2 separate regions of the Homo sapiens genome follow, and region 1 is linked to region 2. The links are chromatin loops, found by intact Hi-C in ENCODE. Cell type or tissue: PC-9. All regions are shown on one strand. Links, peaks and the distances in the headings refer to the core of each region. The heading gives the core; the rest is flanking DNA.

Evidence for each region. Peaks named below come from ENCODE experiments on the same cell type or tissue, not always from the same donor. Only the 100,000 strongest peaks of a DNase experiment are listed, where the experiment ranks them.
Region 1: it touches region 2 in a loop (2.9-fold over the local background); 1 of 110 quality-filtered maps calls a loop at or near these places.

What each region holds. Positions count from the first base shown.
Region 1 is chr7:101,612,708-101,618,076 of GRCh38, forward strand. MYL10 (myosin light chain 10) reads right to left here. Exons shown (of 8, transcript NM_138403.5): 6 at 3,513-3,591; 7 at 955-1,003; 8 at 623-866. The coding sequence ends at 768. Among named protein-coding and RNA genes, the nearest start is that of MYL10, 14 kb to the right of the region's middle. RefSeq lists enhancers at 1,228-2,155, 2,156-3,084, 3,085-4,012. In PC-9, for the core only: no CTCF peak of the experiment used is centred there; a DNase peak (open chromatin) is centred at 2,494.
Region 2 is chr7:101,726,725-101,732,093 of GRCh38, forward strand. No RefSeq gene overlaps it. Among named protein-coding and RNA genes, the nearest start is that of CUX1, 88 kb to the right of the region's middle. In PC-9, for the core only: no CTCF peak of the experiment used is centred there; a DNase peak (open chromatin) is centred at 2,837; H3K27ac peaks cover 2,000 bases.

The sequences.
Region 1 (5,369 bases), core at 99-5,098, 110 kb before region 2:
AAAAAATACATCTTCTGGATATGAGATCTTGTCATGATCTACGTTGCCAGTATCTTTTCTCGTCCGGTGCCTTTTTGCATTCTTAACTGTATCTTTTGGTGAGCAGAAGTTTTTAATTTTGATGAAGTCCAACTTATCCACTTTTATGATCACAGTTATGTGTGTCCCATTTAAGAAATCCTTGCCTACCCCCTAAACATCCCTTGAAGCCACCTCTTCCCTTCTGACGTCTTCACCTCTAGCCAGCTCTTTGCAGCCAGTTTTCTCCCGTGCTTCTCCATTCTCCTCCCACCGATGTCCCCACCCCACTTTTTGCCCCCTCCTCTGCCTTCCTCACTGCAGTCAGCACCATATCCTGCCCAGGGACAGTCCTGGCTCCTCTGAGAGTCCCTGGGACCAGCACAGCCTCTGGCATGCACTAGGTGCTTAATAAAAGCTCCATAAATGAAGGCAATATCCCGTGGCTTAGCAGGGAATCGTTAAAACTGTCAATTAGCTCTAAACACCAGCTCCTCGGGAACATTTGAGCAGAGCCAGAGGAACAAAAAAGGTTTGGAAAAACCAACAAGATAGGAATGTTTCGTTTTCTCCCTCGCTGGAGCATTTACCGCACAAACTCAGACCTCATTAGCATTATTTATTCTTGCTTTGTCCCCAACCGTAGGACAAGGGAAGCCTTTTTCCTGCAGCCTCTGGCTGCAAGAGCTCCCTGTCACACCCCACAACAGTGTTTGCTGCCCCTGAATGTCGGGGAGACTTGTGATCCCCTAATCCTTCTCTTCACCGTGAGTGATGACGTAGCACAGGTTTCTGTAGTCCAGGTTGCCGCACACATCTGGGGGAAATGCTGCAAACATCTGCTTGACCTGAGAAGGAGCAGAGAGTCAGCCTGCACCAGGCCAAGTGGGGGCCAGAGCAGAGAATCCGCCGTGACCCACCAGAATCCCAGTTTACCTCCTCCTCACTGAAGCGGTCTGCCTGGGTCATAAGTTTTTCTTTGATGCTGTTCAAGGGAGAGACACAGTCATGTTCAGGGAACGGGATACCCAGCTTGAACATGCAGATCCCAGGGGTGATGAGGGGCAAGTGGGGGCAGGGGGACATCCTGGACCAGGAGGACATCAACCTGGGGCTGACCCTGCCAGCCCCCCCGATGGCCAAGTAGCTTCTGAACCTCGGTTTTCTCCTCCATGAAGTGGGCTTTCCTCCCAGCATCAGGTAGGGACCAAAAGCAATGACCTGGGGACCCCACCATGAGGGCTACTCTGATTTCCCATCATGCACTATAATCAAGCTCTGGATCATTGAGGGGAGACACCTCAGGTCCCCCACCGCAGAGCCTCTTTTGCCTGATTCTGGACACACTCTTTCCTCCAGCTTGTGACGTTCACTGACACCTGCATAGTGTTTTAGAGACAAGATGCCTGTGCTCTGCCAAGGGTACAGGAAGGCCTGCCCAGGTCCGTGTCCTCCTGGGCCTGCAAGGGCCTGCCCCCTCAAGCTTGGAGGGTCCTGCAGGGTTCTTAAGGGAGCTCAGTGGGCAAAGATGGGATCAGACGGCTGAGTGGGGCCTCGTCCACCCAGAGTGTCCTCTGGCACCGGCTGCGGCAGGCCTCGCTAAGGACCAATGCACATTTTCCATTATTTATGTTTCTGTGGGACAGTCACAGTTTCCAGCTCTCCAAGCCGGGGACTTTTCACAGACTCTGTTTCAACCAGAGCCTCCACCGTGGCCTGTCTGGCCTGCCTGGCCTGCAGCCACAGATCCAGGTCCCATGTCCCAAGGCAGTGCCTTCAGTTCCCAAATTAGGTCCCCAAAGGGTCTTCCCAGCCTTGTCCTTGCACTGGTGAGAGAGAAAGTGGTTGACAGTAGAGGGAGGGCTTGGGGTTACTCCGGGGGTGACTCTGATGCCTCCCCAGGTCCCCAGGATGGAGGTAGGAGCCACAGACCCCGAGGGAGGGGTGAAGGGGAGGACTGTGGACTGCAGCAACCCTCAGCATCCCCTCCCCATCCCAGGGGAGTATGTGACTCATGGTCTTGGAGTTGAGAATGTGTGAGACGGGACAGACCCTCTCCACCTCCACCCCTGCTGCGTCTGCCCTCTCCCTTTGAGATGCGAGAATCTCAAAACCAGCAAAACTAGCCTCAAAATGAAGGCTGGCAGCATTACAGTAATTGATCAGGAAGCCTGGGCCTGGGGAGGAATCTCACCTGCCCCAGGCCACCCTCAGGTCCAGCAAGGTTCTGAAGGGACTGCGTCGGCACAGCTCAGAGGTCAGCCCTGAATCTTGGGTCCTGGGAAGGCTGCCACTCCCCCGCCCACTCCTGCCTGCAATTCTTGGCTCTCTGTTCCCTTGCTGTCACTGGGTGGGGCACCCCTACCCTCATGATGGCAGCCCCGGTGCCTGCCAGACAGCTGCCTGCAGCCACTTCCCCTTCATGCATTCCAAGTGAGCTGGTCACTTTCCCCAATCCTTACTGCCCTCTTGCCCGAGGCGGTGCTGGCTACGATCTGGCTCAGTCCTCTCCCCAGACCCTGGATCCTATGGGCACTGGCCCCTGGCTCTTTGCTTATCTGTCCGCCCGACTCCATCTCGACGGCCATGACCCTCCTGGGAGCTGCAACCCTCTCCTCTCCTTCTCCAGGCTGGCCTCCATGGTGTCCTTGCCTAACTCCTCCTCAGGTTCTCCCATGCTCCCAGGGCAGACGCAGGGTCCAGGGGCTAGGGTGTGAGCGCTCCCCCAGAGGCCCCGCCTGCCGCTCTGTGCTCAGTCTCCCCTACACCACCTCCACCCGCACCCTCCAGCTGCAGCCAACTCTGAACAAACATGCACATGCCAAGCCCTGGCCCTCCAAGCTCTCTGTTCCCTCATCTAGAATGCTGTTCCCCCCCTAGCCTGGGCAACCTGCAGTCATTCTTCAAGATCTGCCTTTGCCCCCACACCCACCCCACTAGGAAGCTCTCCTGGAGTGACCCACCACTTCTTCTTTTTTTTTTTTTTTTTGAGACAGTCTCACTCTGTCGCCCAGTCTGGAGTGCAATGGCGTGATCTCGGCTCACTGCAACCTCCACTTCCTGGGTTCGAGCGATTCTCCTGCCTCAGCCACCAGAGTAGCTGGGACTACAGGCATGCACCACCATGCCTGGCTAATTTTTTTTATTATTTTCAGTAGAGATGGGGTTTTGCTGTGTTGGCCAGGGTGGTCTCAAACTCCTGGTCTCAAGTGATCTGCCCACCTCGGCTTCCCAAAGTGCTGAGATTACAGGCGTGAGCCACCGCGCCCAGCCTGACCCACCATTTCTTATCCATTTCTACTTCCACGCACACATAGAGAAGGGGACACCAAGGCCCAGAGAGGGGAAGGGACATCAAGCGATATCACTGGGCTGGGCAGCGGCCCCCCAGCTCCTGGCTTCTGGGAGAGGAGACTGGGCGACCATCCACCCTGACCCCAGCCCAAAGCTGGCTTATTCCCCTGAGCATTTTGGGGGAGTCAGGGGAAACTTACACATCGGCCTTGACGAAACCTTTCCCTTCAGTGTCGAACACTTTGAAGGCGTGGAGAATGGTCTCCTCTGGGTCCGTGCCTATAAGCAGCACATACAGGGCAGGGAGAGAGGCAGGTGAAGAGGGCCCCACAGGGACAGGCACAAGGCTGGGCAGGGGCTGGGGCTGGGGGCAAGTCCCACGGCCCCTGCACAGAGGCACAGCTCTGGGGAACTTCTTCCCCAACTTTCACTGCACAGCGAGGGCCGAGCTCACTTGAAGCAAGAACAAGGAGGGAAACAGGTAATTGTAATCATAGACAAGGGTACCACATATATATATTTTGTGAACAACCTGAGCAACTGTACACGGAGACCCTGATTGAGCATTTAATTTGTGCTTAGCCCTTCCCTATTTTACAGATGGAAAAGCTGAGACCCAGAGAAGTTAAGTGACTTGCCCAGGGTCTCACAGCTGCATGACCAGTGGTCTGGGTGAGGGGGCATGACTCTGGGGCTCACGTGTTACCCAAGCTGTGCACAAGAGGCCGTGGGTGGAGGAAAAAGAGTTCTGTACGTGGATGCCAAAAGGCTGGGGCTTGGGCAGTGTGGCATTGGAGGGGTCTGAGAGAGATTGTCCCGGCCAGAAGTGGGGCAGGTGGGCCAACAGGCCAAGGGAAGGGATTCACGGGGGCAGAAGTGAAGCCAGAGAAGTTCTGCTTTTATCCCGGTCACAGCACAGCCTTGGGGAGAGATGTCATTAGAAGAAATTAATCTGATACCCACAATGGGATTGAATGTGCAGCCCCCACATTGCACCAATGGGAAACTGAAGCCCAGAGAGAGGAAGGGTCTTGCCCAAGGCTTCACGGGCTGCGTGAATGACAGCAGGTGACCTGGCCACCCTCGCCCGGTGCCCTTTCCCCTTCTGTCACCATGTCCCCCTTGTTCACTGTGGATGCGGGGGTGCCCCCTTCCTTTCTTCAGTGCTCAAATGTGTCATTGGTGAAAGGGGACAGAGATGGTGCTTGCTACCCACCTCACAGGAGCAGCTAAGATAACATACCATTCATGGTAAGGTTTTAACGAACATGGGTTGATCAGGGCTGCAAATACATCTGAGCGCTCTATGCCTGCAGCTTTAAGATTTTATCCCCTGGAGCTCTGAGAGCACCCATGGAGTAGATGTGGATATCTTGGTTTATCATAGAAAAAACAGGCTCAGAGATGTTTCATTACTTGCCCAAGTCCCCACTGATAAGAGAAGGGAGGATTTAAACCCACCTCTGTGGACTCCAGAGTCCCCTGCTCCTTTTGTCACCCTGTGCTCTTGCCAGTCAGATTAGGTCAGCCAGGGCCATGTGCCTCCCTCATCAGACTAGGTCAGGGCCATTTGTTCCTCCACCATCATACTAAGTCAGGACCATCTGTGCCTCCCCCATTAGAGTGGGTCATCGCCATCTGTTCCTCCTGCATCAGACTGGGTCAGGGCCATCTGTGCTTCCTCCATCAGATTAGATCAGGGCCTCATCTGTGCCTCCCCCATCAGACTGGGTCAGGGTCATCTGTGCCTCTCCCATCAAACTGGATCAGGGCCATCTGTGTCTCCCCGATCAGACTGGGTCAGGGCCATCTGTGCCTCTTCCATCAGACTGGATCAGGGCCTTCTGTGCCTCTTCCATCAGACTGGGTCAGAGCCAAGTGTGCTTCCCCCCTCAGATTAGATCAGGGCCTCATCTGTTCCTCCCCCATTAGACTGGGTCAGGGCCATCTGTTCCTCCCCCATCACACCAGATCAAGGTCATCTGTGCCTCTCCCATCAGACTGGGTCAGGGCCATCTGTGCCTCCCCCATCGGACTAGGAACTAGCCAGGACTGGG
Region 2 (5,369 bases), core at 241-5,240:
CCTCAAAAAAAAAAAAAAAAATCCTTCTCCCTAGATGTTTCTGTGTCATCTCTGCTCTGGCCTCCGCCTTCTCCTTCCTCCTCCCGCCCCTGAAATCCTGCCTACCATCCAAGCAGAACAGTCCAGCCCCCATGGTCCTGTCTTCAATCCCAAAGCATCTGATCCATTTTCCTAAACAAGGAGGATTTGCGTCTAAGCAGAATTTGGTACTGGTTCTTAAAATAATGGATTTTTTTTTAATCCCATGACACTGGGATCAGAGTCATCTTCTCAGCACAGTTCCTGGCACTTCTTATGTTGCAAGGACCTGAACTGAATGGACAGAGACCCAGACCTCAGAGAGTCCAGGAGAAGTGAGCCCTACGTGGACCAGAGCAGAGCCGGTGGGGTGATAACAGGATGAGAGAAGGCAAACCAGCCCTGGCAGGGACTAATGAGGGCAGTAGCCTCTCCTTGGAGGAGCCAGAGAAAGCTTTGCCAGAGAGGTCACAGGAAAGCCAGTCTTGGAGGGGTTTCATGAGCAGAAAAGGCAGCTGGGACGGTCAGCCAGCAATACCTCTCCAAGATGTAGCACTCACACTGCACCGTAATCATTGGGTTCAGACCAGGCATGGTGGCTTACGCCTGTAATTCCAGCACTTTGGGAGACTAGGGCAGGAGGATCACTTGAGACCAGGAGTTTGAGACCAGCCTGGGCAGCATAGCAAGATCCCACCTCTAAAAAAAAAAAAAAATTAGCCAGCCATGGTGGCACGAGCGAGTGGTCCCAGCTACTCGGGAGGCTGAGGTGGGAGGATTGCTTGAGACCAGGAGTTAGAGGCTGCAGTGAGCTATGATTGCACCACTGCACTCCAGCCTGGGTGACACAATGAGGCCCTGTCTCTAAAAAATAAAAATTAAATTAAATTAAAAAAAATAATCCGGTTTAGTGTCTGCCTCCTCCATCAGACTGGAAACTCATGGAAGGTGAATGACAGGGGCTGAGGTGCAAGTTCAATCAGCCTCTGGCCCTGGGAGGAGGAAAGGGAAAAAGCAAGTTAGGGGATGGGACTGTAGTCGCAGCTCAGAGGCCCTGGGTGCCTCTGACACTGAGGCAGAAACAAGGGGGAGCATTAGCTGGATTTCTATCCTACACGTGTCAGCGGACGTGATGGTTTCAAACTGAAAGTGAGCAATTTGTGGGTCCTTGGGCCACACCTATGAAAGGCTTTTTTATTTTTTATTTTTTGAGACAGGGTCTGGCCAGCTATTTTGTTGTTGTTGTTGTGGAGATGGGGTTTCACTATGTTGCCCAGGCTGGTCTCGAACTCCTGGCTTCAAACGATCCTTCTGCCTCTGCCTCCCAAAGCACTGGGATTCGAAAGGCCTTTTATGTGAAACACTTGTGACCCACCAAAAATCCCATTGTAAGTCCTGTCGCTCTGACAAGCATCATAATCGCGCATCTGTCCAGAATTCTGCATTTAGGAGGAGGCTTTAAAGCCCACGTGCTCAGAGCTACGGTGTAGACCCTATACTCCACCATCCTGCCACAGGATTCAGGGAGCAGCTGGAGGTAAGATAATTGTAGGCTCCAGGCTCTGCACCCTGGGTGGGATTAGCATTAGTCAGTAGGTTTCTCTGTTCCCTCAATCTCCCCGCTCCCGGGACTTGCAAAGCAGTGAGAGTGGGCAACATGCCGTGTAACACAGTTAATTACACGTTGATTGCATTGTGCTGTAATTACTGTTCAGGCGTGTGGGGCTCCTCACCTGCACTGGATCCTGGAACTCAGAGAAAGAAGCTTCTGTCTCCTGTAATCCCAGCACTTTGGGAGGCTGAGGTGGGCAGATCGCTTGAGGTCAGGAGTTCAAGACAAGCCTGGGCAACATAGCGAAACCCTATCTCTACTAAAAATACAAAAATTAGCCGGGCGTGATGGCAGGTGCCTGTAATCCCAGCTACTCGGGAGGCTGAGGCAGGAGAATCGCTTGAACTCGGGAGGAGGAGGTTGCAGTGAGCCGAGATGCCACCAGTGCACTCCAGCCTGGGTGACAGAGCGAGACCCTGTCTCAAAAAAAAAATTAAAAAAAAAATTAAAATTATAATAAAAATAAAATTGATTGTAGAAATTGCACTAATGGATACATTAGAAGCCATTGAATTGTATATTTTTAATGGATGAATTGCATGGTATGTGAATTATATCTCAATAAAGCTATTACTTAAACAGGAGAAAACAAAAAACCCCAGCGACAATCTTCCTCAAGCTCCTTGGCAATAGGAGGCCTTGCCGTCCCCACCCAGCCTGCCTGAGTTCCTGCTTACAGTTGCTTCTTTTTTTTTTTTCCTTTGACACGGGGTCTCCCTCTGTCACCCAGGCTGGAGTGCAGTGGCGCAATCTCATCTCACTGCAATCTCCACCTCCCGGGTTCAAGTGATTCTCCTGCCTCAGCTTCCTGAGTAGTTGGGATTACAGGCACCTGCCATCATGCCCGGCTAATTTTTGTATTTTTATAGAGATGGGGTTTTACCATGTTGGTCATGCTGGTCTTCAACTCCTGACCTCAAGTGATCTGCCTGCCTTGGCCTCCCAAAGTGCTGGGATTACAGACGTTAGCCACTGCTCTCAGCTGCTTCTTAAATGCGGCTGGGGCCAAGCAGAAAAATGGCCCTCTCTCATGCTAGGCAAACGCAGAGCCCACTGGACAGAGTTCCCTGAGATCGAGGCAGGGATGACGCATGGCTGCCTTGTGACCAGCTATCTCTCCGCTCTCTGGTGAACTATCCCAAGCCAGACCGTGGTTTTGTAATTTGAAGTCCAAGGCCGTGAATCAACATAATCTACTTATCAAGACCAAAGGCTGCGGTCGCCGTGCATGTAGAAGGAATAGCTCACAGTGCGTGGCGCCTTCATGCCGGAGGGCTGGGCCACACCCTGGTGCACACTGGGGGTGGTGCCCAAGGATCCTGCTGGACTAACCAAACACAGCCCTGGGCCACACCTTCCCACAGGCCTCTCAGCCCTCTCAGCTCTTCCACTTGGAGCCTGAGAGTCTGACACCCCCCACCTCACCCCCAGTCAGCTCTGTGACTCCCAGTGCTCTGGCTTTGGGATTTGTTTTGTTTATTTTAGAGACAGCGTCTCTCTCACTGTGTTACCCAGGCTGGGGTGCAGTGGCGCCATCATGGCTCAATGCAGCTTTCAACTCCTGGCTCAAGTGATCCTCCCACCTCAGCCTCCAGGGTACCTGGGATGACAGGCATGTGCCACCATGCCCAGCTAATGTTTTAAATGTTTTGTAAATGTAGGGGGTCTATGTTGTCCAGGCTGGTCTCGAACTCCTGGCCTCCAGCGATTCTCCCACCTTGGCCTCCCAAAGCCTTGGGATTATAGGTGTGAGCCGCCGCACCCAGCCTGGCTTTGGCCTCGGCATTTACGTTATGTTGTAAAACACAAAACTTCAATCAGGGCCAAGTCTTTCAGCTTAAAACCCTTCAGTGCCTTCTGGGGATAAATACTGAGCTCTTGGGCCCAACTTGGTTTGACCCCTGGGAGTCCTACCCCTACTGGGAGCCCCCACAGCTCATCCTCCCCATGGCCCCTTCACTCCAGATACATGGGTCTTATTTTAGCTCTTTGGTTTTTTGTTTGTTTGAGATGGAGTCTTGCTCTGTTGCCCAGGCTGGAGTGCCGTGGTGTGATCTCAGCTCACTGCAACCTCCGCCTCCCGGGTTCAAGTGATTCTCCTGCCTCAGCCTCCTGAGTAGCTAGGATTACAGGTGCACGCCACCATGCCCGGCTAATTTTTGTATTTTTAGTAGAGACGGAGTTTCACCACATTGGCCAGGCTGGTCTCAAACTCCTGACCTCGTGATCCACCCGCCTTGGCCTCTCAAAGTGCTGGGATTACAGGCATGAGCCACCATGCCTGGCCTATTTTAGCTCTTTATAGTCCTCCTGTCCCCTCTTACCTGTGAGCCTCTGGGTAACGTCTTCAGCCTGTTATCTTTGCATCCAGCTAATTAGGTCACTTATTCCTACAGAAACCCATCTTTCAAGGAATGGCCATCCCTGCCAAGGCCACTGAGCCCTGTTGACCCTGGACTCTCTCCTGTCTCTTCCCTGGTGCTGGCCAGTGTGTCCACGTTGCTGTGATTGCTGAATTAATGTCTGTCCCTCCCTCCAGGCCGTGCATGATGACACCCCCTGTAGCTGCCATGGAGCCCAGCACCCAGTGGATATGCAAAAAGCCCACGTAGGCCGGGCATGATGGCTCACGCCTATAATCCCAGCACTTTGGGAGGCTGAGATGATCACTTGAGGCCAGGAGTTTGATACCAGCCTGGGCAACATAGTGAGACTCCATCTCTACAAAAAATTTAAAAATTAGCCACTCATGCTGGCGTGCACCTGTCATCCTAGCTACTTGGGAGACTGAGGCAGGAGGATCACCTGAGCCCAGGAGTTCCAGGCTGCAGTGAGCTATGACTGCACCACTGCACTCCAGGCTGGCCAACAGAGTGAGACCCTGTCTCTGAAAGAAAAGAAAGAAAAGAGGGAAAGAAAGAGAGACAGAGAGAGAAAGAGAGAAAGGAAGGAAGGAAGGAAGGGAGGGAGGGAGGGAGGGAGGGAGGGAAAAGAAAAGAGTGGAAAATTCAAGGTTGGTGTAAGCTGAATGAAAAAGCATTGTCCTGGAGTTGCACTTAAGCCCATTCCTGTTTTCAGCTTCTCGAACTCTCCCATTTTTCCCAAGCATAAATTGATCCCAGTCCTCCTCTACCTATAACCCACCAAGAGCTTCCCATTGTGATTATAATAAAACCTAAGCTCCTTACCATCACTCACAGGCGACATCACCTACAGGTCCTACAGGGACATGGTCCCTGCCTCCTCTTACATCACAGTGGGAAACTCTTAGAGGGTTCTAGGGGGAGAGGCGTCTTCCCTCCTGGATTGACATTTCAGCCACTTTGTGCCCCGACCCTCTCCAAGTTCATTTCCGTCTCCCTCTCTGCAGGGCCAGGTGATTCAGAAACTGATCGCATGCCAGAGAACCAACGACCCACTGCCCTTCAGCCTCTTCACAGGGGCATTTGCAAGAGAAGGAGTTTTTCTTTTCACCAGCGTCATTCGGAATTGCCAGGACAAGGTGATAATAAAAAGCAGACGGCTTTGAGTAATTTTATTATTGTTATTAAATTGGCTACAGACAAGGCATTCCCTCATTACCTGCACCTGGGAGGGACCACTTGCACCACTGCCAGCCCCAGCTCCAAAGGAAGACGTCCACCATCCGTCCCTCCACTGGGCAGGTATAGGAACAGAGGATGTGACCTCATGGCCACCCCATAGGGTCACCTGATACAGAATGAGGCAGGCACCAGCA